2 separate regions of the Homo sapiens genome follow, and region 1 is linked to region 2. A link is an interaction called in ENCODE POLR2A ChIA-PET data of the cell type or tissue named here. Cell type or tissue: Panc1. All regions are shown on one strand. Links, peaks and the distances in the headings refer to the core of each region. The heading gives the core; the rest is flanking DNA.

Region 1 (2,917 bases), core at 257-2,756, 110 kb after region 2:
CATGTGGCAGAAGATGGATGGCTGCGAAAGATGATTTAGACAATGTTCAGGAGTCCAGCAGCTCCAAGGTATTGCAGTGCCCACAGACACTCACGGTGTAGCTTGACTCTGCTACACCTCAGTCATGTCCTCAGTCATTCCTTCATGAATAAGGTGACCAGTCACCACAGGAAGGGCATGTCCTGTGAGTGGCCTTCTGAAGGGACAGGATGTGACTGGAGCCACAGAGGAGGTTGTGGTTGGGGTACAAGGAGATGGCTCAGCCACCAAGCTGGGGATGCTCACACACGCAGGGTCTCAGCATGGCAGGCAGGGGCTGCTGTCAACAGGGTCCCCATCTGCATGCAGCCCCGGTCTCTTCCAATGACTAGAAGCTCCCAGGGCTGTCCTGTTCTTCCCTTCTGTCAGATTTCACTTTCTGGTTGTAATTTGGGAAGGGCTTGTCCACACATTATCTGATTCTGTCTTTTTTTTTTTTTAGACAGAGTCTCGCTGTGTCACCCAGGCTGGAGTGCAGTGGTACCATCGGGGTTCACTGCAGCCTCCACCTCCCAGGTTCAAGTGATTCTCCCGCCTCAGCCTCCTGAGTATCTGGGACTACAGGTGTCTGCCACCACGCCCAGCTAATTTTTGTATTTTTAGTAGAGACGAGCTTTCACCATGTTGGCCAGGCTGGTCTCAAACGCCTGGCCTCAGGCAATCCACCCACCTCGGCCTCCCAAAGTGCTGAGATTACAGGCGTGAGCCACCACTCACATCCGATTTCATCACTTACTTGAGACCCTGATAAAGTTTAAGGTGTGTGTGTGTGTGTGTGTGTGTGTGTGTGTGTGTGTGCTTACAACAGTAGAGACTTTTTTTTTTTTTTTAGGGGAACTGGCCCATATGGATGACTCATCTCTAGGTGTTTCACACTCTAAGCTTATGAAATGCTTCTCCAATCAGCTAAGAACCAATGGCCCAGAACTTTATCAACTTCTGATAGGAGTTTGCAGCCCACAAAACCCAGCTCAGCACACTCCCTGCAGAGAAAACATCTGCACCTGGGCTTCTTGGCCCAGAAAAAGGTGATGTAGCCACTTCAGAGTAAAGTGTAGCCATTGTTCCTCCTCCCCCTCTGTCATCGTCAGGATGGACCGCCTGCTGGGGGCCCTTACTGGGATATTGTTTCTCTGATTTATCTTTTAGCTTCAAGTAAAATAGCAATAAGCGATGCTAATCACAAGCATTTTCCTGAAATTCAGTCCATGCCTTAATGCTGAAACCACGCTGGTAAATTAACTCGCACTGGCACTAAAATGATTCATGTCATTACTTCTAAAGAGTGAGACAATGAAAGTTACCAAAAACAGTGTGATCTCCAGCAATAAAGGGATGTGGGGTGCTTTTTTATTTTATATATATAAATAATGATTTAAATAGAGATGGGGTTTCACCATTTTCCCAGGCTTGTCTCAAACTCCTGGACTCAAGTAATCCACCCTCCTCAGTCTCCCAGAGTGTTGGGATTACAGTCATAAGCCACAACGCCCAGGCGTGGAGTGCTTTTCAATCTCTAGTCCAGCTTCATGGGTGAGCACTTGGACGTGCATAAGATAGACAGGGTGACACCGTCACCCCCTTCTCAAAGGTGGCTCTTTGGACAAGAACATAATTCCCTCTGAGAAGCCTTGGCCATTGCTACACTGGAGTCCTGCCAAAAACACACCAGCTGTCTTTTTCCTTTTCTCTCACTTGGGCACCAGAATTGGATCATCGTGTGATCCAAAAAGAGCAGGGATATGTTACTGCTGGATTCACTTCAAAGAAACATAAGACACAGAGCGAGAAATCCAGATTCACCCAAGAACTATAATAAAATGCTCAATAATGGAATATCTCCCTGGAGAGGGAGATTGAGTAATGGTTACTCTTGAAGCAGTTTTACCCCTGGAAGAAAAGCTGAGTGGGATCGTGGTCTTTGCAAGTAACCATCTCAGTTGAAGTCTTCCAGGGGGTGGCAGGTACCTGACTCTAATTGTTTCTGGCCCCCACCCTTCCTCCACCCTGTGCCTACCCCGTCCCCTCATCCTCAGGTCCTGGGTCAGCCCCACCCCCTGCAGCAGCCACTCCAGATCCTGTGCTGAGTGAACTCCCATAGAACTGTCGGTTAGACAAGCTAGATCAGGCATGGGCCCACACAACCTTCAAGCTCTACACGGTCTGTCCAGTATGATCCAGAAGGTTCTCATGGGCAGAGTCATCCAGGCAGAGGGAGGCTCTATCTGTCATACACTCCTACAGCCACTGCAGCATGGGGAAGAAACAGGACAAAACGCACGCTGGCTCTTAGAGCTTTGTATTCGTCTGTTCTCATGCTGCTATTAACAAAATGCCCGAGACTGGGTAATTTATAGAGGACAGAGGTTTAATTGACTCACAGTTCCACATGGCTGGGGAGGCCTCAGGAAACTTACAATCATGGTGGAAGCTGAAGGGGAAGCAGGCAACTTCTCCACAAGGTGGCAGGAGGGAGAAAAGCGTGGGGGGCGGGGGAGGGGAACTGCCATCATAAAACCATCAGATCTCGTGAGAACTCCCTCACTACCATGAGAACAGCATGGGGGACACAGCCCCCACGATCCAATCACCTCCCACCAGGTCCCTCCCCTGACACCTGGGGATTACGATTCGAGATGAGATTTGGGTGGGGATACAGAGCCAAATCATAGCAAGCTTCCACCCAAGTGACAGACGTCACTTGCACTCAGATTGCATTGGTCAAAGTAAGTCAAATGGCCACCCCAACCATAAAGGGGATGGGGGAGTACGATTCTATGAAAACTTAGAAAGAGAAGAGCCCCAGCTGGGCACAGTGGCTCATGCCTGTAATCCCCAGCAGGCTTTGAGAGGCCGAGGCAGGAGGATCACTCGAGGG
Region 2 (2,917 bases), core at 236-2,735:
CCTTGAAAATGAGAGAAGACACTTTTATGGCACGATGTCGCCATGGTGCACTGGAGTCTCACTCACAAAGCTCTGTTCTGTGCACCCCCTTCCTGTGAGGCGCTGGGAAGGCAGGGAAAGGCACTGACTCCAAACAGAAGCAATATTCAATTAGAGAAAAGCGAAAAACCAGATTTATTCCCATCTGGCTTGTTCTCCAGAACACTTCTTTAATCAGAATGCAGAGGGGAATAGCCTGAGAAGAGAAGCGTTTGTGCTGCATTGAGTATTTGTCTGGGCTTTGAGGTTAGAAATTTGGAAACATGAACTCCCATGAAGCTATTCCTACAGTTCAGGCACCTGCAGTTCCCAATTTCTAATGTTTAAGCTCTGGATTTGTTAATATCCCCCCTTCTTGAAATAATCAAGTGTTTATGATCACATGATGAATACTTTCAGTCTTCACAATGAGACTGTTTATACCATAGAAAACAAACACAAAATTTGCTCAAAGGAGAACGGGAAACACAATTTCAAATACCGGCTGTTTTGAAAATGATTGTACTCCCAACATCACAAAGCTGTCAGCCGATGTCCCTTTCCCAAGAGAAACCCAAATTCAGGGACAGTGTCCTCAGCTGTCATTGCCTGGGGCAAGTGACAACTGTCACCTTTGGTTCCTGATTTTATAAAAAGGTTGTCCTGGGAAGGAAGAGTTTTAAGATGGTAGTTTTCACATGACTAGTGACTACCTTTTTTTTTTTTTTTTTTTTTGAGACCAAGTCTTGCTCTGTCACCCAGGCCAGAGTGCAGTGGCGTGATCTTAGCTCACTGAGGACTCAGCCTCCCGAGCTCAGGCAATCCTTCTACCTCAGCCTCCCAACTAGCTGGGACCACAGGTGTGCACCACCACACCCAGCTAATTTTTGTATATTTCGAAGAGATGGGGTTTCACCATGTTGCCCAGGCTGGTCATGAAGATGACTAGTTTTTTTAGAGATTGTAATAAAAACCAATAAATCTGTTAAGTTTCCTACTTAAATCTTTTTCTTTTTAAATTTCCACAGGTAGGATACAAGCTCCTTAAGGAGTCTGAGGAACTCTGGCTTCTAAGATTGTTTATTTCTGAGACAGCAGATAAAGTTTCTGGAAAAAAATATCAAAGAGTATCCAACAGATGTAAATGTTAGGCAGTAGCTAGCAGCAGATAATATTTGTTAAAAGAGGGACATGCCACCTCTTTTTAAAGAATAAAGTGGAAAATCTCTCCCTTCTAACTAGAAATTCTGGCACGTAGACCCTCCCCACTTGGAGGGCAGCATGCTATAATTCTTCCCATTTTTGGCTTGTTTCTCAGGTTGGGGAAAAAGTTAAGGAAGGCCAGGAAGGATAGAAAAGAAGGCCAATGTTCTTTTCTCTGATTAGTTGGGCGCAATTTGAGAATATTCTTTGTAAAAAAGAAAAGCAACTGGTAGATTCAGGAAGTTGCTGGCAAAGTCTGCTCATAGCAACGAATCCCCAAAACCATCCTTGGAACGTGTAACAGAAATACTCTTTAGGGTGGGGTAAATTGATAGAAATTAGTGGGGAAGGCCAGGCACAGTGGCTCATTCCTGTAATCACAGCACTTTGGGAGGCCGAGGCTGGTGGATCACCTGAGGTCAGAAGTTCGAGACACCCTGGACAACATAGTGAAACCCTGTCTCTACTAAAAGTACAAAAATTAGCCGGGTGTGGTGGCGCACACCTGTAGTCCCAGCAACTTGGGAGACTGAGGCTGGAGAATTGCTTGAGCTGAGATTGGGCCACTGCACTCCAGCCTGGGCAACAAAGTGAGAGTCTGTCTCAAAAAAAAAAAAAAAAAAAAATTAGTGGGGAATTTGGAGAAATAATACTATTGTGGTGTTATGTATATAAAACATGTTTTGTACATGTGTTTTATATTTTTATATTTTACATGTGTATGTTATATATGTTTATATGTGTACATATAAGCTTATATGTTTATACATATATACATATATGTATATATAACATATATAATATATATGGCATTGTTGGACCCTGACTTACATATGTATATATAAGTTTTTATATGTATACATACACACACACACACACACACACACACACACACGTTTTGGGGCACAGTTCCTAAATCGTAACTCCCATAGCCCTGGTTACAGTGTTTGTTATTTATAATGTTGGGGGCATCAGGCCTCAGGAGGTGGCCTCGGGAAACAGAATCTCTCAGACCATCTCCTGCCCTCGTTTTCCCTCTAATCTGCCCGCACATCTCACCTTTCTGAATGGGGCTCATAAGACCCTCATCCTAACAGGGTCCTGCCCCATTCCTTTGGGGAATAATGCTGACCTCCCGAGGCTTCCATGGAAACCCAAGAGGACTGGGTTCAGAGAGCTTCTGGGTAGCTGAACTTGTGGAGTGACATGATAAGAGGAATTGCAGAGTAATCTGAGCGCTTTGGGAGGCCGAGGCGGGTGGATCACCTGAGCTCAGGAGTTCGAGACCAGCCTGGCCAACATGGTGAAACCCCATCTCTACTCAAATTACAAAAATTAGTCGGGCGTGGTGGTGGGCACCTGTAGTCCCGGCTACTCGGGAGGCTGAGGCAGGAGAATCACTTGAACCTAGGAGGTGGAGGTTGCAGTGAGCCAAGATCATGCCACTGTACTCCAGCTTGGGTGACAAAGTGAGACTCTGTCTCAAAAGAAAAAAAAAAGAGGGATTGTAGAGGTGACAGGAAAAGGCTCTTTAAAACAAACAAACAAACAAAAACAGGTTCTCACTCTGTCACCCAGTGCAGTAGCAAGATCTCAGCTCACTGCAGCCTCAACCTCCCAGGCTCAAGCGATCCTCCCACCTCAGCCTCCCAAGTAGCTGGGACCACAGGCATGCGTCACCACACCTAGCTAATTT

Evidence for each region. ChIA-PET counts read pairs that join two places held together with the same protein. Peaks named below come from ENCODE experiments on the same cell type or tissue, not always from the same donor. Only the 100,000 strongest peaks of a DNase experiment are listed, where the experiment ranks them.
Region 1: POLR2A ChIA-PET joins it to region 2 with 28 read pairs; 5 of 35 experiments call an interaction of 5 or more read pairs at or near these places.

Annotation. Positions count from the first base shown.
Region 1 is chr1:8,165,432-8,168,348 of GRCh38, reverse strand. No RefSeq gene overlaps it. Among named protein-coding and RNA genes, the nearest start is that of LINC01714, 42 kb to the left of the region's middle. RefSeq lists enhancers at 727-1,400, 2,346-2,640. In Panc1, for the core only: no CTCF peak of the experiment used is centred there; no DNase peak of the experiment used is centred there; H3K27ac peaks cover 2,500 bases.
Region 2 is chr1:8,271,713-8,274,629 of GRCh38, reverse strand. The region is part of intron 1 of LINC03154 (long intergenic non-protein coding RNA 3154); the gene reads right to left. Among named protein-coding and RNA genes, the nearest start is that of LINC03154, 14 kb to the right of the region's middle. In Panc1, for the core only: no CTCF peak of the experiment used is centred there; no DNase peak of the experiment used is centred there; H3K27ac peaks cover 1,821 bases.